Regions from separate parts of the Mus musculus genome. Here regions 1 and 3 are each linked to region 2. Evidence: chromatin loops called from intact Hi-C (ENCODE). Cell type or tissue: heart. All regions are shown on one strand. Each heading gives the region's core, and the rest is flanking DNA. Links, peaks and the distances in the headings are about the cores only.

Region 1 (7,628 bases), core at 2,586-5,085, 87 kb before region 2:
TGTTATAGTAGTTCCTTGTCTCCTTGCTGTGATAAAATACCCTGACTAGGGACAACAAGATGGTTTATTGGGTAATTATACTTGCTCAAGTCTGGTGACCTGAGTCCAATTCCCAGGACCTACATGGTAAAAAGAGAGAACAGAACAAGTTGTCCTAATGCTGGGCATGGTGGCGCACGCCTTTAATCCCAGCACTCGGGAGGCAGAGGCAGGCGGATTTCTGAGTTTGAGGCCAGCCTTGTCTACAAAGTGAGTTCTAGGACAGCCAGGGCTATACAGAGAAACCCTGTCTTGAAAAAAAACAAAACAAAACAAAAATCAGATATTTGTCATAGCATAAAAACACTACAGTACCGTACTAGCTTCTAATACACATTGCCAAGTATTCCTTTCTTTCCACTTGTTGCCTTAGTAACATCCCATCGACTTCAGTTCTCAGATGCTCAAACCATCTTGGGGAGGCTGAGCAACCTTCAGGAGACTGTTTAGCAGAGATCACACCCTGTTCTGTCTAACTCTAAAGCCTGTGCTTCTAGCTACCACAGGGTGTGCCTTTTGCGTTAAAGGAGCATCACACCATATAAAATTGTGCTTTTATCAGGAAACCACACCCTTCTCTTAGCATTTAAACGGTACTGGGATTTCCTTCCCGGTCCAAAGATAGTTCAGAGGTTCATGAGGAGTGACATATTTTCCATTAGTTCCTGAAAGTTTTTATGGCAGAAAAAAGACTTTCATGATTCTCAGCTGCTCAGTGTGCACAGTGTGGCTCTGATTAAGAAAGTATAGATTCTGGTTCAAAAAAAAAAGAGAGAGAGATAGAAATAGAAGATGTAATGCATTCTTTTGAAAACTCTCCAACACTTTTGGGAAAAAAAAAATTCAAGGGCACATTTGCCTAGGGAATATGGAAAAGGAAACTGAAGGATATTCAAAGTTGATCCCACTGGGTTGAATCATTAATCTTTTTATCAAAAAGCAATGTGTGGACAATAAGATAATGATGCCAACTTTCTTAGGTAGCACCCTGACCTATATGCTGTCTATGTCCAATCTACATTCACGTCACGGCCACTTTCATTCCATCTGACATCCATCTGGTAGTCCACTCAGCCACCCAGTGACATCTCACCTTTTCAATGACCAATGTCCAAGGAAACCATCCTAAACAATGGCATAAAGTCACCTTATTACCTTAGCAGCTGTTGAACTTTGGAGCAAGACAGATGGTGGAGCTGACAATGCAGTTTGAAATGTTTTCCTGTGTTAGCAAGACTGTCAAAGATGTGCCTCGGCTCTTCCCTTTTGAGGTGGGAAAGGGAGGAAAGAGCATTCGGTTGCTGTCTGTGCACATGATCTCCCCACAGAACAAGCAGGCTGGAGCTGGGGCTGGCCTTCATTAATAAACTGTGAGTTCTTTAACACATGGGGAGAACTTAGCTCCATGATGAAAAATACCACAAAAGCCTTTCCAATGAAGTCCCAATTTTTTGTATCTACATTCTGTGTTCTATCTCTGTGGAGTCTGGGTCAGTTGCCTGCCATCCACACTTACACATATCTAAAATTGTATTTATTTTCTGCCCTTGTCCTGTTCATAAATGCCTGCTGTTACTGGCTCCACATTCGGCCAGCCTCCTATGTTCAAGCCTTTCATCCAAAGAGTCACACATCCCACAATTCCTAGCTCTGTGGCACAGCTCAAAGCCGTGTCCTGTTTCCATTCACATGAGTTCTTGAAATTGGACTTTGTATGCAGACAATGGAGATGGTTTTGTCTCCTGATTCTAGATGCTTCCTTGTTTCTGGCCAGCATCCTGGGTACCAGAATTCTTTTGATTGATTTCATGAAAAAATATATCAAGTTCGCTAAGCAAATATTCCACCAGCTTATTATTCATCTCATTGTTACACGTAACTACAGTCATTAAAATGTGTCTTGTGCCTTCTTGGATGGCCTTCCTCTCTGTCCAGGTTATACCATGCAATGCCACTCTGTTCAAGATCGGTTTTTGTCATGTGGTTTCCTAAGAGTTAACGTGAGAACAACTTCCTTCAATGTCTTTCTGTCTCTTGGGTGCTGACTTACAATCGGGTGTATTGCACTGTGATTAAATTTTTACATTCAATTTTCTTCATATTTCTAGCCTTATAATAAGCTTTTCGAATTTCTTTGGCACAAGGGGGAAGTCTCTATTTGGACCCTGTATCCAGGCTTTGGGTCCTTACAGGTAGGGTAAGTTCTGCCAGCCACCTTTCAAAAGTTCTGTCAAAAAGCATTTTACCACACTAAGCAACCAAAGTTTCTCTTGCTGTTTCCTCAACCCTCTCAAATGGATCTGGGTTCTATCCCTGATACACCTTATCAGCCTTTATATTTAGGCTGATATAAATATAAAGTATACTGATACACCTTATCGGTATCCTTCATATTTCAGCATTTTGTAAAGTTAACTTCTCCCTCATTATACTGTTCCCATTAGCTTTTTCCAGCATTATGCTTTTGAATCACCTTATCTAGTTCAAATAGATGCATTGTTTTACATTAGATTTACAAGCAGTTGGCTTGGTAATTCTTTGTGGCTTTCTTAGCTTTTTCCATCTACAGCAACTTACTCGTCACAAAATCTGGGGCATTTATCAATAATACTTGCTCCGGGGGTGGGGAAGCCCAGTCTGGGGGGCCCCACGGAAGTCCGAAATTGGCTCGGGGTCCCCAGGCCTACACAGAGGTAGAGGATGGCAGGCTCTCAGACTCTTGGCCACCACAGCTGCTGCTGAATGCCAAGGAAGAGCTGAGGGCAGAGTGGGGGAGGGGAGTGTGCTGAGGGGGGTGGGGGGAGGGTTGGGGCAGGGCTGGCTCTGGACTCTCGTCCCAGGGCCAAAGGGAAAAGAGCACCGGCTCTTTTCTTGAAGGAGAGCACCGGCTGGTTCTCCCTGGGATGAGAGTGTCTCTGGCTTGCTCAGGCAGGCGGCTTGGCTTGGAGGCTTGGCTTAGCGGAAGCCATGGCTGAGAATGCAGAGAGGCCTCTCTCAGGATATTAGGCACCTGGCTTGTTAGAGGAGGACCTGCTCCACTGCTCCAGCAGGGTGGATCCAGATGCAGTCCATGGTTTTTAAGGCATTTATTGTAGAAAGGCAGAGAGATGGAGAGAGTAGGAAATAGAGGCCAGCCATGGCCACATGGAGAGAGGGACGGGGGGGGGGGGGGGGGGTAGAGAATGTGAGTTTGCTAGTCTTATTTTATTAAAAAATATATCTAACTATAAGCAGATAGAAAAGTTGAGGGCAATATCTCCTAGGAGGCAGGCAAAGGTACCCCAGTCTGGGTTTGTTGGGTGGTGTCTTTGCTACTGTCCTGATAAGCAACACTGCCACCAGGAAACGAACAGATGGCAAATGGCCTTTGCAACAAGGCATTCCGAGTGGGTTTCTTTGTGTTAGGAGTGACTGTCATTCTGCTCTTCCTGTGAGCTCTGTGTTCACCTCAGAACGCAGAGAACAGGCTGGAAACCTCGGCCTATTACTCATAAAACAGATCGCTGGCTCTGAAAGGTGCTTGGCCAGTTGAGGTCTCACACAAGTGTGTTCTAGCTAATCCTGGCTCCACGTTGTCTTTGTGGGGAGGAAGTGGGGGAGGGGCGAGGAAGACTGGCTCAGCTGAAAGCCAAGAGGCCCACGTGCTGAGCAACCTTTGCTGGGAAATGCTAGCCTATGCCCACCCTTTACCCCTACCCTGCACCCGGACCCCCCACGCTTTGGCAAATAATCTCAGCTCCTGATGGGCATACTTCTGCAGTAAACAGGGAGAGGCAGGGCTGTCTATTTAGTGTGCAGGCAGCTATGGGCAAGGGGATGGCAAATGTTTGCTCTGCAGTTGTTTTGGCGAACCGTGCCAGGCCTTACTTGGACTCTGAGAGTGGTTTCATTATTTCATGGAGGTCGCAGCCTTTCCACAGGAGAACCCACGCTAGTGAATTTTCCTTAAGCAACTGTGGGGACAAAGGGCACTGCTCTTCTACAAGAGTGCCACCCATGTCTCCCCTGAGCTGGATGGAGACCCTTCCAGGGAGCCCCCAGCCGGAGGCACCCTGCTTGCCGGGTTCTGAAGGGGTACTGTTCTGAAGTTTGTGTTTTAATGTTGGCTGGCCTTCTCCTGTGTAACAGTCATACTTTGAAATATACGCACAGCACAATGTTTTGGCATTTAAAGTTCATGATTTAAGAGCTGATGGCATTTGCCTCATCGTTAAATGATGAAATAATGGGGTCGAAGTGAGGTTAACAGGATTTAGAACTTCAGTTTGACTGGAGTCCTTCCTCTACTGAAAATGACTAGGAAGTGAAAGGAGGGTAGAAAAGGAGGGAAATGGAGAGCGGGGTGGGGGGTGGTGGCGGGGGAGGAGAGGGAGGGCAGAAGGGAAGCAGAGGTTTATTCATAGAAGTCTTGGACACATGAAATCTTAAATTATCCAAGTTTATAAACCTTTTTATAAGCCCCTTCCACGTCTTTATTATTCTGCAAGCCTTCCAAGAGTGTATTTCTCGAGCAAAAACACTTTTATGACTTCCAGGCGATTAACAAAAGAAAGCAAAACCCTCTTTATTTTGCTCTGGCACACAATCCTTCTTTCGTTGCTCCTCCCACGTTCTGTCTCTAGTGGGACTAGAATGCCTGGGACTTTTATCAACATAATTTTGTTTCATGGCAGGGTACATTTTAATTATATTTTTTAAAGAATTGTGGGTAGGTTTGTACTTATCATGGGACACGTATCAGAGGAGAGCTTTCAAGAGTCAATTCTTTTCTTTCACCATGGGAATCGGAGATTTAATCTGGGTTGTTAGGCAAGAATCTTTACCTTGGAAGTTACACACACACACACACACACACACACACACACACACTGGGTTGTTAGGCAAGAACCTTTACCCTCGAAGTCTCACACACACACACACACACACACACACACACACACACACACACACACAGAGAGAGAGAGAGAGAGAGAGAGAGAGAGAGAGAGAGATCATCATACATACCCGTTACACATAGACACACACACACATAGAGACACAAACATACACAGATCTTCACATATACACCACCACCACCACCAATATCACCACCATATCCTAGCAATTAACTATGCTTTGGCCAGTGGTGGGATCTTTATTTCTCTAACTGTTAATGAATTTGAATATCTTTGTCTAATTTTTTAAGGCTTACATTTACTGATCTGTGAATTATCAATTTATAAGTTAATCCACTTTATTTTTTAAAAAATAAAATAAGACAAAAAAGTATAAATCTCTTTCTATCTAAAAGTCTTTTTAAGTCTAGGTAGGCATCCTATAGAATTTCCTACACTTGAAAAGGAAAATGAATAAGCATACCATTAGAGCATATAAAAAAGATAATAATAAATGGGAAGTAGCTTGGTATATTATAGTATGTTATAGTAGTTTGGTATGTTATAGTAACTATTTACAGAAGACTAGAATAGAAATTTTTTAAAAATGTTAAATCTACATGTTCCACAAGGACATATTTCAACATATCGTAAATCAGAAATATAAATTTGAGAATATAGATTGCCAAATGCTACCCTACATTTTGTATGTATTTGCCTCTGGACTTTGTGGTTGAAACAGTTTCTGTTGGTCTTCAACTTTAAAATACTATCTGTCTGACATTAAAATATTATCCATCTAACAAGCAGGCAGAAATGCAAAATCTACCTCAAATCCCAAATCATGCACCTATCTGTTACAATGTGGGAAATAAAAATGACTTTGGTTGAAATGACAGAAAGAAGGGAGAAAATTGGGGTGAGTTAACTCTGGTTCAGTACTGAGGAATAACAAAAGCCATAACTTGTTACCCATTCATACTGCATTTGATATATGTTATCAGTGCCTATACTACTTAAAATGTGCTTGAAACATAGTATTAACAAGCAATGCTATTTTAGACTGCATATAGGGAGGTGCAGGGTTTTAGTTAGCAAAAGTGTTTAAGCATTCTAATCTGTCTTTATAGGTTTTGTATGTTGCATTTTCCAACGTTTTATATAATTTTGTGACAAAGGTGCATAGTAGAGTTTGAATTTACTTGAAATTTTCACCCAACCTGATGAATCAGCAAATAAGTTCTTTTTTTTGTTCCTGGCTCATTGATATGCCCTGTCATTTATCTCATTTATCAGCTACTGCAAAGTAGCTTCATGTAAAATGTAGGTTTTGATTCAGTTGATGTGCTGCATAGGGAATAAGGTTTATTTCAATTCAAAGGAAAGAACACCTTTTTAATGTTTTTATTTTCACCCCCCCTCCAGACTATTTAATTATGCAGCGTGTACAATGTAGGTGTGTATGCATTTGCCTGCAAAGCTTTTCATGAGGTTAAACCCACAAAAGAGAGATCTGATTGGTAAATACTTTTGTGCAGGGTGAAAGACTCTAGTTTAGTGGTCCTCAACCTAAATACTTCCACCCCTTAATACAGTGCCTCATGCTGTTGTGATTCCCCAGCCATAAAATTATTTTTGTTGCTACTTCATAACTGCAATTTCCCTGTTGTTATGAACTGTAATGTAAATATCTGATATGCAGGATGTCTGATGTATGGTTCAATGAAAAGGTCACTTGACACCCCCCCCACAACCAAAGAGGTCACAACCCACCAGTTGAGAACTGCTGCTCTCGTAGGGGAATTTGGAAGAATTTACTTTTATTGCAAGTATTTCCATAGAGCCTGAATTTTTAAAAATGGGAATATTTTTATTATGTTTGTGTGATGTTAAAAAAATAAGAGAGAATAACTCGATTTTAGCAAAGCAGGATTTTGTCTATTTCTTCAAACAATATACATCTGGAACTGTTGGAATTACAGTGTTAACTTCATCTTCAGAACTTCTTGTCTGCCTTGCTCACAGTGATCAACTGAACCTCTCACATGTGCTAAAATGGGGGACAAATGAATAATGCTTTGTGAAGAGCAGATGAGGAGGCCTGTGACATAGGACACAGTAGAGTGGCAGACTATGCTGGAGGGAGCTATGGTCAGTGCCATGGAACTGGGATGTTGTCAGGGGCATGGCTGTGTCTCCCTCAAGGTGCCTCAATAGCCTGCACTCAGGCCAGAAACTGCCACGGTGTCCACACTCAAGGCTCGGGATTGGTCAGGGCAACAACAGACAAGAGAATAGGGACAGTAAGGTGAGTGGGTGAAAAAAATGTGTCATAGACACTTGGCTATGTAGAAAGGGGGTGAGAGATGGGGAGGTTGGTAGAAAAGAACACAAGGACTCCCAGGTCTCCTCCGAGAGTGTGAGGGGTACTCAAAGAGGAAGGGTCGGAGAGAAATACCTTCACCTACAGCCTTCATAGGTGAGATAACTCTACATGGCATTGAGAGGCTGAGCTATAGGTGCCTGAACAGATGGAAGAGTAAACACTTTGGGAAATAAAGAAATGAGGTGCTTCCACAGCCCTGGTTATATTACAGCTTGAGTTCTGGATAGGGAGTGAGTCTTTCCTGGGCTCGGTGCCACAGTTTTCAGTTACAGGCAGCACTGGAAACCTGTAGGCCAGCGGTTCATATCCTTCCTAATGCTGCAACCTTT
Region 2 (7,628 bases), core at 2,673-5,172:
TCTGCCTCCCGAGTGCTGGGATTAAAGGCGTGCGCCACCACGCCCGGCTGAGATTTTATTTTTAACTAAAAGCTTATGATTATTATTAGTTGGATCTAGGACAGATTTTTTTTTTGTACTTAATTCCTTTTTGTTATAGGAAGAATAGATCAGAAAAGATGCAGAGGATGGGGGAGATTCTATATAAGAGAAGATAGAACCAGTGTGCTCACAGATAAAAATAGCACAATTTTGAAACAGAAAGCTTAGATTTTTGTTAAAACATCAGAAATGGTATCTGAAATGTAATTCACTTATATTAATGGGTTATAGTGATGTCCTTAAATGGTCTTAGTGGCCATCACTGGCTCTTTTATGGTTTCCTGAGCATTGAGACCCTGTTCTCTAGTTTGTAAAAGCACTGCTTCCCAGATGCTTTCAGATTCCACTGATGGAATTTAGATGTGGGCTAGGTTACATTGCAACAACTTCCACTTGAGATTTGTGACTACAGTTAGGTCATTTAAAGCATATCAGGAATTACCTTGCATTTATCTTTAATTAGGTTTCCTGAGCAAATAATATTTTTAGAAGGTTAACACAGTTATCTAGATCAATCTTTTGCCTCAGAAGGAATAGTCAGCTCCCACCCCATATGCTATCAGATATTTGAGGTCTTGCTTATTCATGTGCTATATGTACATGTTGAGGATGTGTGCATGTGTAGAAATAGACCAGCTTCTGATTTTTAGTTTGACAGCAATGAATTCCAAGTGCTATAATAAGTTATTGTAAGTTTTAAGATAAAATACTTAAAACTGTGAATATTGGTTATGGTTGAACTTGGAATATGTAAGCTTGAAGACTTTAGAACTGGAGTCATACCCAGGGGAATAGTGTTCTCGTGAATTGAGCAGTAAAGTGCTTGTTTAAGTGCTGTTTCTGAGGCCCATTTTACGAGGACTGATCTTATTCTACTGTTGTAAGAATGTGTATTCCAGGTGACTTTTTTTGCATGCCAAGGCTTGAGACTTCCTAGTAAGGAACTTCTAGGAGTAGCTCCTGTCTTCGAGATCCTATTCTACAGACACAATCTGTTGATTGCATTCCGCCTTTAGTGAATTCAAGGGTAGTGGCAAGGAAGCAGCCCTGGCTTTCCCTAAGCATGTTATGAAACATAGAGTGCTGTACACCTGCTATGCTGAGAGGGGAGCAGGAGATGAGAAGTTCAGGGTCATTCTTGATGACATAGCTAGTTTAGTGCTTCCTGGGTTACACGAGGCACTTTCTCAAACAGAGAAGAGACATTAAAATTTAATCTGATGAAGTGACTTTTATCACCAATTGTTGATCTTTTATGCAATTGAGAAATACCAAGCTACCGAATGCAGACATTGCTAGTCCCCAAGGGGCAGCTAAGCCTGGTGATTAGGTTTCAGTGTCTTCAATATCATGGAAAGTAGACCGTCACCTGGTGTGGTATTCACACGTCTCTAACAGTGTTCTGCAGATATTTCAGTCTTTTGAGAGTCATAAAAACGCTTTGTAGAAATATGGCTCCCTGAAGAGAAATTAAGACCTCGTGGAAAGTAATGTGAAAGCCAGGTTTTCCTTGGCTGAGGGGATGGGGAGCAGGGTCATCCACTAGGTTTCAGACATGAAAAAGCATAAAAGATAATGAGAACAGATAACGATGACTCTGGAAGCCATTGGATAGTCTACAAAAATCTCAGTATCAGGGTTGGACTCAGGTGGTCTAGGAGGCCACTTAGGCCCCTGGTAGGATACAGTCATTTACTATTGGTAACTCCTCAGCACTGATGGAGCTGTGTTGCTAGAGACTTCATATATATTGGTCTCAGGATGCCAAGAAATCAAGCTGGAACTGGGATGGAAGCCTCCTTCCCACTCTTCAGCTCTAGTGTTAGGCAGGCTGCAGACCCAAGTGTTACAGGACTGACAGGCAAGGCAAAATGTGCCTCCTGGTGCAGTAGTGGCATGTCAGTAATAAGGGAGCATGTGCTCTCTGGTCAGTTTGTAGCCCTGCCCACTGGAAGGAATCCACACCTATTACTACCATCTTGGTCAAAATTCTTTGGCTGGGGAGGTCATGGGCCCTAGAGGGGAAGTTGCTGCTATTTTTCTGCTCAGTAGACATGATGTGTCCATCAATTTGTTTTCCAAAAAACTGTGTTTGTATCCATAGGTTAAGTGCTACTGTCAGCTTTGGTCAGAGAAGCCCCTGTTTTTACAGTAGGTAGCAATAACTGCAGAGACTTAGAACTGGTCAGAGTGCTGAGAATAAGGGACTACTAAATGCTCGGCTATAACAGAAATTCTCTATCACCCACTTCAAGGCTCAGGGAATATTGTAGAAGATGGGTGGAAAGGATGTAAGAGCCAGAGAAGGAATGGAATGGGTCAGAACAGTCTTCAGAATCTGACATCACCATTGCCCTCTTGATCTCATAGCTGTTGTGGTTCCTAGCACAAGATCTGCGCAAGATTGTACCTGCAGGATTCTGTCATGGGTGGGACTAGGAAAAGGAAGAAGGGCAGTGAACATCCCTGCCCAGCCCTCTAGGCAGCTAAAGGTAGCTAGGGGATTTGGGCTTATTAGACACCACTGTTCCCTGAGCTCAGATCACTGTCCAGTTAGGGGAGGGAAAGGCATTTTCTTCAGTGTGGTAGCAGTGTTGAGGAGTGTGTGTGCTCTGTAAATATCCCTCTCCCAGAACCTTACAGCAGCAACCCTAATGGACCTCACTTGCCCATCAAGAATAGACATAGGCAGGGCAGTAGAAGATGACTCTGGTGGGAACAGATAGGGAACAGAGAGAGAAACAGGGGCAGGGATAATGTTTGAAACTATGCTGCCTTGTTTCTGATAACTTTCAAGGCATAATAGTACTAGCAATTTCCTCATTTTGAGGAATCACATCAGAAATACACTGAGAAGCCACACTCGGATGTTTACTTTAGCATTTTGCATTTTATCTTATTTTAAACCTGCTGATTGAAACTGACTTGGCAATCCTTTCTCATTGCAGATCATTCAACTTCAAGTGGCACGTTATCTTTCAAGCCTAGTCGATCATTGGTCACTCTTCCCACTGCCCATGTGATGCCATCTAACTCCAGTGCTTCCGTTTCCAAACATAGGGAATCTCTAACACCAGATGGCTCTAAATGGAGTACTAGCCTCATGCAGACATTGGGAGACCACAGCAGAGGGGAGCGGGACTCCTCCCTAGACATGAAGGACTTCAGGCCCCTGAGGAAATGGTCATCTTTGTCCAAACTTACTGCCCCAGATACCCGCAACCACAGTGGCATTGCATACCCGCAAGAGCTGAGGAATAGCTTGGAGATGACAGGGAAGGGCAAGCCTTTTATGTCCCACTTACGGACCTTTGGGCCAAGTTGCTTACATGACAGTATGGAGCTGCTTAAGCTGGAAGACAAGGAAATAAATAAAAAGCGGTCATCAACTCTGGACTGCAAATATAAATTTGAGAGCTGCAACAAAGAAGATGTCAGAGTCTCTTCCTCTGCTCTCAGGAGACAGACTTTAGACATGACATACAGTGCCTTACCTGAGAGCAAGCCCATTGTGACAGGCTCAGAGACTTTTGAGTCTCCAAAGTATTTAATGCTGGGCCAGCAGGCAGTAGGTGGAGTTCCCATTCAACCTTCTGTGAGGACTCAGATGTGGCTGACAGAGCAGTTACGGACAAACCCATTGGAAGGCAGAACCACAGACGATTCTTACAGTTTAGCTCCTTGGCAACAGCCACAAACTGAAGAGTTTCAGCAAGGAAGTGAGACGCCAATGCAGGTAAGGCTGAAAACCTAGTGTTTGCTTCCCTCCAGTGGATGTTTTATGTATTGCAGCAAGTACACAAGTTAAAAAAACCGTTAAGTGCTATAAAATTGACACACTGTGTTTAGAAAAACTTACAAATCTTTTGAGATTAATTAATTTGATAGCCTTAAACATTGTACTTAACTTGGCCTTTACTTTCTCTCTTGTTAAGTAGGCATAGAAATTAAACACATTCAGTTGAAAGAAACGGAAAACAGACAGAAGCTGTCACGGTATCATAGGAAGGAAACTGATTGGAACAAACAGGCCGTGGACTTTGTTCTGATCATGTCACATTTAGAGCTTGGATATTTTTTTTCTTTTTCTTCATAAGTTAGTTTTTCATTTATTTTTTAATCTGCATTCAAAGTGTTTATTTCATTATAGGATTTTCATACAGTCGTCTTCTTGGTCCTCTGCTTGCCCTCAGCCTGGTTCCACCCTACTGCCCCTCCCTTTCCCACAAGAGCCCTTTGCTCTGTCCCCCTCCTTACACACCCTCTCTATACTCTGCCTCCCTCTTTATTCTTCTCTAGCTTAGCTCTTTCTAGTTTCACAAGTAGAACAAGAATTCACATGAACAAGATTTCAAATCTAGATTAACAATATGAGAGAAAACATGACGCATTTGCCTTCCCGGGTCTGGCATGCTTTGATTAATGTAGTGATTTCAAGTCCCATTTGGTTTTCTGCAGAAGTCACAATTTAATTTTCCTTTATGGCCAAATAAAGTTGCATCGTGTATATGTACCACATTTTCTTACATGCTTACAGGTGGATGGATCTCTAGGCTGGTTTTATTTCTAGTTGCTATGAATGTTAGTAAACATGGGACTGTACTCATTTCTATGACTTTTAGTAGACTCTTTGGGAATTTAGTCTGGTGAGAACTCAGGTGTCTTTTGACCTGGCACTTAATTTCTTTGGGCCTTCTATAAAATGAGAAGGTGGAACCCAGTTCCTTGTACTATTTTGATAATGCTTTCTTTGTATATGAGCATATAAATCAGCTGCAGTTTTCAAGAAATGAATGGAACACCAAGATTTATTGAATTAGTTTAAAGGAACTACTTTATGATAATAACCACATACAGAGAAACATGGTGTATTAATCCCTATAAGGTCTGTGGAATAACATGCTAATAGGGAAATTTCTTTGTAAGATATGCACTAAGGAGCAACCACTCAGGTGTGAATCTTTGTAGAACACAGTAGAGGGAGGGAGAAGACAGCTAATGGGAAGCTCCCCTATGACTTAGAGCAGTGATTCTCAGCCCGAGGGGCCCAACCACTCTGAGCGGTGGAACGGCTGATGGAGTCACCTAAGACTATTGGAAAACAGACACATTATGATTCATAAAAGGAGCAAAATTATATGGTTGGGGGTCACCACAACACAAGAGACTATTACAGGGTCACAGCATCAGGGAGGTTGAGAACCACTGTGCACCATCCTGTGTAATATTCTGAACCATTTTTCCTTTGTGGTTGAAGAAAAACGATTTGCCTTTGTTTGGTTCACGTTATAGTTCACCACAGTCTTGGCTCTTTTCTTTGCGTTTTGATACCTCACCCATAGTACCCCAAATTGTCTCTGTAGGGTTGTGATAGTCTCGGCCTTGTTCAGGAGGGACTGTTTCATTGAAATGTGCTCTTCTGTACTCCTTGTTTTCAAGGAGGGGTGTGAGAATGTAGACCTCCTCAACACATAAAATAACCATTAGCTTCTCGTAAGCCCACAGTGGGTCTGCCCCCTGGTGGTTAAGTAGGGAACTCTATTGCTAACTTTGCATTGTCTCATGTTCCCTGGACTGTAGTTGTTAAAAATGGAGATGAAATTTTGTATGTATATAAATCATAAAGTGGTTTGATCAGTTAAGGGATTGCTAACTCATGTTAGCAGAGACTTTCTGTTATTTAAATGAAGATTTTGATTAAATAACATAAAAGACTTCTTCGAAATGAATTGTGAATGAAAAAGTCTGGCTTGTAACTCGGATTTTCTTATGTTTTTTTAAAAAGAAAATTTTCTTAGTTTCATTATTTTTCATGCTGTTTTATCTTTAACTCTTTAGCTGAGACAATCTGTATACTGAGGAGGTGACTATGACACATGCAGTCACAGTTTGTGACATAGTGGGTAGCTTAAAGCATCTGCTAGTGGATACATGCTTTACGGATTGATTTGTCTATCTCTATTTCCATGTCTATATAATTTATCATGTCCTTTCAAGACATTAAAAATCTGGTATTAGTGTGTAACCAAGCCTTCTTATGTTACTGATTGCACTCCTACTTTGCCAGAAGACTCAAAATAATTGGAGGCTAAAAAATATTATTATGTGTAGGCCTATCCTCTTTTGTGTTTTTCTCTGGAAATCTTGATTTTTACTTTGTTTGGTAAAAGTTCCCCCACTCTGCCCTTTATAACACAAAACTCTTTGTAACAAGACAACATTTTATAGTCAATAGAATATAATTGTATAGTAATTTCACCAAAATCAAAACTCCATTTGAATATAGGTCATTCCAATTTCATTTTACAGATAAACAGTTACAGATAAACTACAAATAAACTACTAAAAATGTAAAAGGCAGCATTAAATGTTTAATGAGAAGAGCCTTATGAGCTGACAGTTTATACCTTGAAGTTGATGTGGTAGTGAGCAATATAACAAATGCCTGGTGCTTTTCAGCTTCAGCGTCACGTTTCTCTCAGCATGGCCAACTACACAACTTATGTATTTTTTACAGACCTCTTACCAGTGGTTCTCAACCTGTGGGTTGCAACCCCTCATGCAAACCTGTTTCCAAAATATTTACAATTCATAGTGGAGGTAAGGAGGCGAAATTACAGTTATGAAATAGCAACAAAAATGATTTTATTGTTGGGTATCACCACAACATGAGGAACTATATAAAAGGGCCACAGCGTCAGAAAGGGAACGTTAAATACCACTGAGTTAGAGATGATGTCATCCATGTTTTATAGTTTCTGTGATGGGCCCCTCCAGCCTTTATGAAGAGACCCCCTGTTACCATTGGACTCCTTTAGGGGCTACTCTTTAGATAATTTCTGAACCCGAACAGCTTCCTTTCTACCAGGGGTTCAAACAGTTTAAATCAGCAGCCTTCAGCTGCTCTGCTAAAGACCAAAGTGAATACTGATGTTTTATGTCTTTGTAGTAATGGTTATGGAAAATATATCTAATTACAATTCTCTTCCTTAATAATTGCTATGTTAGTAGCATGTTTTGAACTGGACTTAAAAATTGTGGGTTTGCAAAGTTAGGCATAAACTGTTTTGTACTTGATCCAGTTTAAGTCACTAAATTTTGGTGAATATATTTTCCAATCTATTTTTTGCTTCTATTTTAGTAGTTATTGAGAGATAGTAGAAACTTAGAAAGGGAAATTGAAACCATGGTCAGTAAGAATTATACACTAGCTCTCTAGTTCTACTTCTAAAGTTAGGGGACAACCACTTCCTCTCTGGGAGATCAGGAAAAGAAAGAGCTGTGTCTTACTACAGCTTGGTTATTACTGTTATCTTCATTATTTGAGAAACGCTATTAAACCAAGGAGATACATGAGAGCGACAAGCTTCAGGTGAGACTCTGGATCTTTAGTGATTATCACAGCCAACACAGCAAGATGTTCCTGCTTGTTGATCAAACCCTAGAGAGAGCAGATTTGTGGTTAATGTACATGTACATGTACACAGCCCTTGAGCAAAATTAGTGAATAATTTTATATGAGAATATGTTCTTACATTTCCCCCTTT
Region 3 (7,628 bases), core at 2,460-4,959, 120 kb before region 2:
TGTTGTATTTAGAATATCAATAAAAAACACAAAAGACTTTATACTAGGTAAAATGACTAGTCTGAGTCATGGAAGCACACCCTGCCTGACAATCTCTACCTTCCAGTGTCTTTGAGACTCTGGGTTGGAGAAAACAAAAGAATAACACACAAGATTATTAATAATGGAAATGCAAATTAGCCATGTCCAGTCTAATGCAATTGCTCACTGCTCCGTTGCTCTCGATTTGCTTGAAGCAGTTGTGCAAACTGACTGAGAGCCAGGCAGACCAGGGAGTTGCAGAAGAAACAGTGGGCTTAGGTGGGGTTGGGTAAGAAAAGGGAAGTTTCCAGTTAGTAGGTGAGCATCTGGTAAGCTTCGGAGGAAGTAGGAATTGTCCTTCCTCACCATGAGGAAGGGTGCTGGAGTTTCTAACTAAGACTGCAAGGTCTTCAAGAGGCAAATAGAGACTGGCATAGTGGAACCCTCCTGAAATCCAGCTATCCCAGATGCTGAAGGGGAGGAGGAGTCAAAGTCAAACCACACAGAGTAGGAAACTGAATGAATTACGAGTTTTTGCACAACTCCTGAATGCTTGCTTAGAAGGCTAAGTGATGGTGAACCAGAAAGCAGATCCTGCATTACTGCATGCAGAAGTGCATGGTATCTTGTCTGGAGACTTGTCCATGGTTACCACTAGTGTGAGTGACCAAGACCAAGTCTTCATTCATAAAGCACCAGTGCTGGGCTATGATTCACTGAAGCCCCTCTGCTAAGAGACCACACACACACATTGCACACACCCCTGCACACATCCCTGCACACACACACACACACACACACACACACACACACACACACACACACCCTCAGCCTCTGCACATTTCAGCCAGGGCAGCCAAGAAGCACATTCTGTCTGCCAAGCACAGCAGCAGCTGGAGCAACAGCTGACCTCTTAAGCTGGAGCTGGACTTGTGGGGCTCGGTGTGTCATCTGCCTGTGTTTTAAGGAAGCACACAACTATGGGACAGAGAAAAGTGTGAACACACAGGCAGGGGACAGATTTCTGGGCAAAATGGCACAGTAGTCTCCAGGACAGAGGAAACAGTCACTGTTTCCCTGCCAGGAATGTTTTGTTTGCTCATCTCAATCAAAAATATCTGCCAAACTGATTCAGTTTTCATTTTCCCCTCTGATTTACAGTACAGCAAAAATCTAACATATGGCAGTCTATGATCTAATAGGCTGTCTGTCTGTCTACACATGCATGCATACATGCACACACACTTTGTCCACTCAGTCACATCCTCTCTCTTCATGGTCTTCTCTCTGTAGATAGATAAAGGCAGCAAACTCTAACTGGCCAGCTAGCTCTCTATCCTAGCATCCCGCAACCTAAGCTGTCCTATTACATACATGTACTACCTCTGCTAGACTTATTCCCCAGGCTAGCTCTTTCTCAGTCACTGTGAGTATGAATACAACTAACTGTAAAGGCCTCGGATCTACAGAGATATCCTGGGCTTTTTAGCCTTCACAGATACTTTTCTTGTCTTGATCATGTATTTGTCCACTGCTGCGGTTAACCTTTCAGCTGCTGGCTACATCCCTATGGGGCTGGTGCCTGGATCCCAGCTCACCATAAGGAAGAGAGAGACATGGAGCTCAGATCAGACCGTCTTACCCTATGTGCCGCACTTGCTTGGGGTCATTTGTGTTTCCCCTTTCTAGAGTTTCAACTAGAAAATTTAGCATGAGCTCCTACTCATCCAGCTTCTCTTCACCTATCCACACACATGGCTCTGTATGTTCATTCCTCCCTGTCCATGGTCTATCTGGTCAGACTTCCCCATCTGCTTGGGCGACACTATGCTGCCCACTATGGGAATGCTCTTCTCTTTATCTGCATGGTTAGTTCCCTCTTGACTCTTCTGCGCTAACTCTCTGCTACTCTGGCAATGTGTGTGTGCTTGTGCATGCTTGTGTTCCTGCATGTGTGTGTGTGTGTGTGTGTGTGTGTGTGTGTGTGTGTGTGTGTGTGCATGTGTGCGTGTCTTCTTATTCTTCATGCTAGAACTGCTGCTATTGGATTCAAATGAGTCTTCTCATATCTGCCTTCTCAATGGGGCTACAGAGCTCCATGAGACCAGAACAACATCTTTGTCTGATTTGTGTTTCCAATGTTAGCCATTTCCCAAGGTAAAAAGTCAACCCTTTTTGGCATTTGTTCTGATGAGAAGTAAGGATATATTCAGTTTGCTGCCCCAACTTTCGGCTTTGTTTTTCTTTCTTTGACTACATAGGTAGTGGCTGGAGCTTCTATTTCCACTCAGTGTCTGGTTTCCATGTATATCCTGTTCCTTTTATCTAGAACATCAAGTCCGGCCACCCTATCTTCTAACTTTGGAAGGAACTCCACCCTTGGAGCGAGCCAGTCTTAACTGTTAATAGAACGACCTGAAACTGAAGCAGCTTTAGAACCAAAGTGCATTCATTAACAGCTCACAGGTGTGTTTCTATGGTCATCCATTTAACCTTCAGTCCCTGGAAGGAAGGTACTGGGGTGACCATCTGAGACCCTGTGTTCAGTGTGTGTCACAGCCTAGCTAAGGAGGCCACTGTAGAAAGGAATCTTCTTAAGAAAATAGCTGAGCTAGCCTGAAGGTTAAGGAGATGTTCTCACACAGGATAGATGGAGAAACTGCCAGAGTAGCAGAGAGTTAGCACAGAAGACTCAAGAGGAAATTAACCATGCAGATAAAGAGATGAGCATTCCCATAGCTACAGTGAGCTGACCTGGGAAGGAAGTGGTATTTAAAACCAGAGTCACATGATGGTGGGGTAGATGATACAGTAAGGGGCTCTACAGTAGTTGATGAGTCAGAGACCCAAGGATTTGCAATCAATCACATGGGTTACAGGGTCTCTATTGGGGCTCCATGCTCACACGTACTGTGTGACCCAGATCTTTGCCTCCCTGGGAAGGCTGTTTGGAAAACATTTGCTTTTTGAGCCTGTCCATGAGACAGCTGCTTTTCATGGCACTCACATTCCTCATAGGGCCGCCTGCTGGACTGCCATTTGTCACTGTCTAGCACCTCTGGACCACTGAGCTACTCAACATGACACTGGCATCTATGCATCAACATTATCAGAGCAGTGAGTGTGAGGCTACCCATGTGTTTCTTCCCTGGGCACTGTTACACAGGTCATAAAGACAAGTCCAACTGTGTATGACTTGAGAAGATGGAAGAGGCTCAAGCTATAGGAAGAGATCAATCTAGATTTAAATTGGGGTTCAAATCCCCCTATCTACAGTTCTTTTGTTATCTTTAGCCTTCTTTTCTGTATTTTTGAGAAAAGCTCTTACTCTATATATCCTTGTCTTGCTTGGTACTTACTGTGCTGTCAATGCTGGCCTAGAACTCTTAGCAATCCTCCTGCATCAGTCTCCCTCCAGAGTGCTGGGTTTACAGGACTATACCACATGCCTGGCTGATCTGCAATTCTTAGAGCCCCTCCCCACTATCTGCACACTGGTTAAAAGGTTTGCACCCTCCCACCCATGCATGGTCTGATAGGACCCTGTGTGGTATTGTGTTCTGAAGCAGTCTCATGCTGTAGGAGAATGTCAGAGCTGAGGTTAGTGCAATCTGCAAACCCTTCCTCTGAACCAGGAGCAGGGATGGAAGTAAACACAGCCTGACTTGGCAATGAGACTATGTATGAAGTCACTACTGTGGTAACCACAAAACAGTTTTCTAGAAACAATGGACTCAGAAAGCTCACTGCCAAGAAAAGTTAAAGGGCAAATGTGTTTCCCACCCTCTACCCTCAACCCTCCCAACCCCGCCTGATGAAGAAGGGCCTTTCAGCTCAGAACTTTCTCTGGGCTCACTAGGTGCTCATGCTTTCAGTAGACTCCTGTTGCAAAAGCAAAGGGTCTTCCTCTGTAGCAACACTTCACAGGGAAGACTGAAGACAAAACATTAGTTTAGGGCATACAGGTGTGGGCCTTGAATGACAAACTCACAAGTCTAAACTTTAATAAGTAGAATTAAAAGCTTTCAGGCAAAACCTGCAGATGCAGCCGATTCTTGCAGTTTGCAGTAATGTTCTCTGAGATTCTGAATCAGCAAATACTGAGTGCTTTCTGTTGTGTGAGGCTGCTGCCGTTTGCATCTGATCACAGTTTCCACTGAGCCTGACTTGGTGCATCACCCGTGTTTCTGCTCAACGATACTTGTCTGGTGTGTACTGTAGTTATTAACATTGAATCTATTACACCCATATTCTCACCATAAGGCACAGCCCAGCCTTCTTGTACGGAAGCACGGTGCTGTGTCAATCACAGTTTGTTTATTATAGCTCTGTGATTCTAATTCTGGGAATTTACACAAAGAAATTAACCTGTAATGTAGGAAAAGTATACAGATGTGCTTGCTTGGCACAGCAGTGTTTATAGTAGAAAGATGTCCAGAAATAGCTTAAATATTTAACAAAAGGGTTATGGTTAAGGAAATGATTTATATGTGTACATTCATGAATACACAGAGATCAGTAACACATGGTACAGCCGTTTAGAATGATTATTAAGAATTCTATACAGCTACACAAGAAAGCTGTCAGAGACTCACAGAATGTAAAAAGGAGAATAATATCTATTAGTGTTAATAGGAACCTACACAAATGTAAAACTAACACTCAATAGGATTGGATGAACCTGTCAAGACAGTGGATCGTTCCCATTTTTAAATAAAACTGTTAATGTTTAATTTGATAACACAATTATGATTTAGTTAAAAGAGAAAAGAAAAGTGTTTATAAATCTTAGGTGGTAGCTGGTAGCTAGAAGGAGAAGGTAATAATAAAAAAAAAGAGGCAGAGTAACCCATTACAGCCTCTTCTTCTCTTTAAAAGCATTTTCTGCCAGGGCTGATGGACCTCATGTGCTGAGCACACACTTGTTCTTCATGGACCTATGGTCCATTCTCTCACAGAACTCTGAATGCCTCTCGTGTGAGTGTTGCCTCTCTGTTCTCAGGTGGGGACATGGCTGTATAGTTGACCACAGTTGGGACATAGACACAGCAGGAACACAGAGACTTGCTTTTCGCATCCAGTTTTCGGATTTTCAAAGCATTTGACCACATATTTGTTCAGTGTTTTTCCTGTGGATCAAAGGTATCCCTTTCATGGAAACTGATCACACAAATGATTCTATGATTTCTTTCCCACACACTCAGTACTCACCACATGATCAGTAAAAAGTGTCCTTTCACTTAAATTGCTTACATTCCTATCTTTAAAAGGCATACACATTCGTAACAAAGGGGTTTCTAACCATGCTAGCTCAGATCATTCAAAAGTCACTGGAAGCGAACTCTATGGATTTTTTTCTTTGAAGAGAAAGATGAAGGGAGGAGGAAAAAAAGGAAGAAAGGGAGGAAGGAAGGAGAAAAGGAAGCTTACCAATCTTGTTTTCTTCAAAAGAAATACAAGGAAAGAAAAGGAAGAAAGGAAGAAAGAAAGAAAGAAAGAAAGAAAGAAAGAAAGAAAGAAAGAGAGAAAGAGAGAAAGAAAGAGAAAGGAAGAAAGGAAGAGGGAGGGAGGGAGAGGAGAGGAGAGAGGAGAAGAGAGGAGAGGAAGGGAGGGAGGGGAGGGGAGGGGAGAGAGAGAGAGAGAGAGCGAGCGAGCAAAAAGCAACCTCACTTGGAAGGCAAGATAACAAACTAGAGTTGGTACTGCTTAACTGGACTGGAAATACAAATGCATATTTAAGGCTTGACTTGAAGTTAGCCAGCCCTACTTCTGTCTGCCTGCAGCTGATGTTAGGTCAAGAGGCTGCCATATCCAATTGCAGAAGGACAGTAGTCCTGCTTCTGGTCAGTTTCCTGAGTGAGAATCCATGTTGTTTCACCCCCTCCTCCAACATGTGTTTGTTCACTCAAGGGATGAAACAGATTTCCTTCCAGATTGCTTTCCATCTGGCTGATGTATAATCACAAACAAGCTGCATTACAAGCATTTTTTTCAAAGCAGCAACTCTCATTTTCTATTCTACTTTATGTAGGTGAGCCTTTGAATGAAATTACTTTGAGACAATTTCTGAATGAGATTGTCATTGGTGTGCATTGCCTGCTGCAGTATCTTCTGTAGTATCTTCAGCTATATTTGCACATGTCTGTGGATATGTCATTATGTCATTGGTCTGTATATATGTAACATGCATGCATCTCTAGCTTTTCTCCTTGCTTGGCTCTTCTGAGACCTATGGTTATCTCCATACTTCTTTGTTTTTTCGAAACAGGGTTTCACTGTGTAGCTCTAGCTGTCCTGAAACTCTGTGACTAGACCAGGCTGGCCTCGAACTCAGAGATCTGCCTGCTTCTACCTCGTGAGTGCTGGGGTTGCAGGCCTGTCCCATCATGTCCAGTCCAGACGTCCTTTTATGCTAACCTGATTTTAGAGCTTGAACCATAACAATTGACGTGTGGGAAGAGGCTGACGTCATGGGAAGCTGGGATTTGTTTTGAGGACAATCAGGAAGGAAACAGTGTCCTGGAAAACCTGATGAGTACGGGTCAATGAACTTGCATGGAGCACAAACCAGGGTGTTGGTCTTGCAGAAGCCCAGAAGGAAAGTACCCTTCCCAATTTCCCTGCCCTCAAAGTGGTGAGCTGACAGGAGAGGGGCATGTGCAGAGAAAACTTGGGGACTGAACCAGCCACCCAAATGTCTCTCTCTTTTTTTTTTTTTTTTTTTTTTTGCGGCTGGCTGTTGGTGATAATATGTTTCCCATAAATTCTTTAAAGCCAGTTCCATTTTTATTAAAGTACTGGTGAAACAAAGGAAGAGACAGAGGAGCTGGTGAAGGAGTGTTGGTCTGCCGAGCTCTTTACTTAACTCTCATTGTTTTCCAGGCTAGGGCTGTCCTGTGTCTGTCTAGTAGCAGCCCAAGTGAGGAAACCTGCACAAACGTCTGCCCATCAGTACTGACAGGATGCTATCTGGTCTCTGCACCCCCAACTGCTCATTAGGCATCTCAGGAGTAGCTATCTGCTCCCAGAATCTCAGACATGTCTGCTGCCTGGGAACTTTTGCACACCAAGCCTCATGAATAAAGTCAAATTGGAGGTTGGGGTGAGGGAGGGGCTCTGTAAGTAGCCATCTAAAGCTGGAGAGGCCACTGCGGGTTCTGGGTTCTCCTTAGTCACTAAGACACTAAGGAGGGAGGAGCAGGTGGAAAGGGCAAAGGAGTTGAAGGAGGAAGGGGGAAAAAAGGCTTTTCCCATTCCCTTACAGAACAGCCCGAGGGAAATATATGACCGCCCTCAGCCTTATTTTGACCTCAGATGCTATTTTCGTAGTAACTATGATTAGAAAATACTTATTTTTAAAAGGTTGCTTCGTAATAGCAGGAAGCTGTTCTTCAGTTTTGACCCCAAGGTTCATGGTCCTTTTTTTCCTGCTTCAGAACCTGGCTCCACCATATTCTAATGATGTGCGTATCCGTACAGGCGAGGATGCACACGAGGCTCTCAGAGAGAGAGCGAGCAGCACGCATGGATCTGAGTCTGTGCTGTGTCTCTGCAGTGCACAAGAGCCCCTTTGAAACACAGCTTCTCACAGAGAGTCTGTGCCCACG

What was found. A loop is a pair of places that touch in the nucleus more often than their neighbours do. Peaks named below come from ENCODE experiments on the same cell type or tissue, not always from the same donor. Only the 100,000 strongest peaks of a DNase experiment are listed, where the experiment ranks them.
Region 1: a loop joins it to region 2, with 3 times the contacts of the local background. A loop is called at or near these places in 4 of 42 quality-filtered maps.
Region 3: a loop joins it to region 2, with 5 times the contacts of the local background. A loop is called at or near these places in 5 of 42 quality-filtered maps.

Annotation. Positions count from the first base shown.
Region 1 is chr10:53,431,528-53,439,155 of GRCm38, reverse strand. No RefSeq gene overlaps it. Among named protein-coding and RNA genes, the nearest start is that of Gm36229, 25 kb to the right of the region's middle. In heart, for the core only: no CTCF peak of the experiment used is centred there; DNase peaks (open chromatin) are centred at 2,895 and 3,625; H3K27ac peaks cover 1,614 bases.
Region 2 is chr10:53,344,661-53,352,288 of GRCm38, reverse strand. Cep85l (centrosomal protein 85-like) reads left to right here. Exons shown (of 13, transcript NM_001204983.2): 3 at 3,030-3,817. It overlaps Pln (phospholamban), which reads right to left. Exons shown (of 2, transcript NM_023129.5): 2 at 6,290-7,628. Among named protein-coding and RNA genes, the nearest start is that of Pln, 11 kb to the right of the region's middle. In heart, for the core only: a CTCF peak has its summit at 3,856 (motif pointing left); a DNase peak (open chromatin) is centred at 3,708.
Region 3 is chr10:53,463,081-53,470,708 of GRCm38, reverse strand. No RefSeq gene overlaps it. Among named protein-coding and RNA genes, the nearest start is that of Gm40650, 21 kb to the left of the region's middle. In heart, for the core only: no CTCF peak of the experiment used is centred there; DNase peaks (open chromatin) are centred at 2,468, 2,948 and 3,688.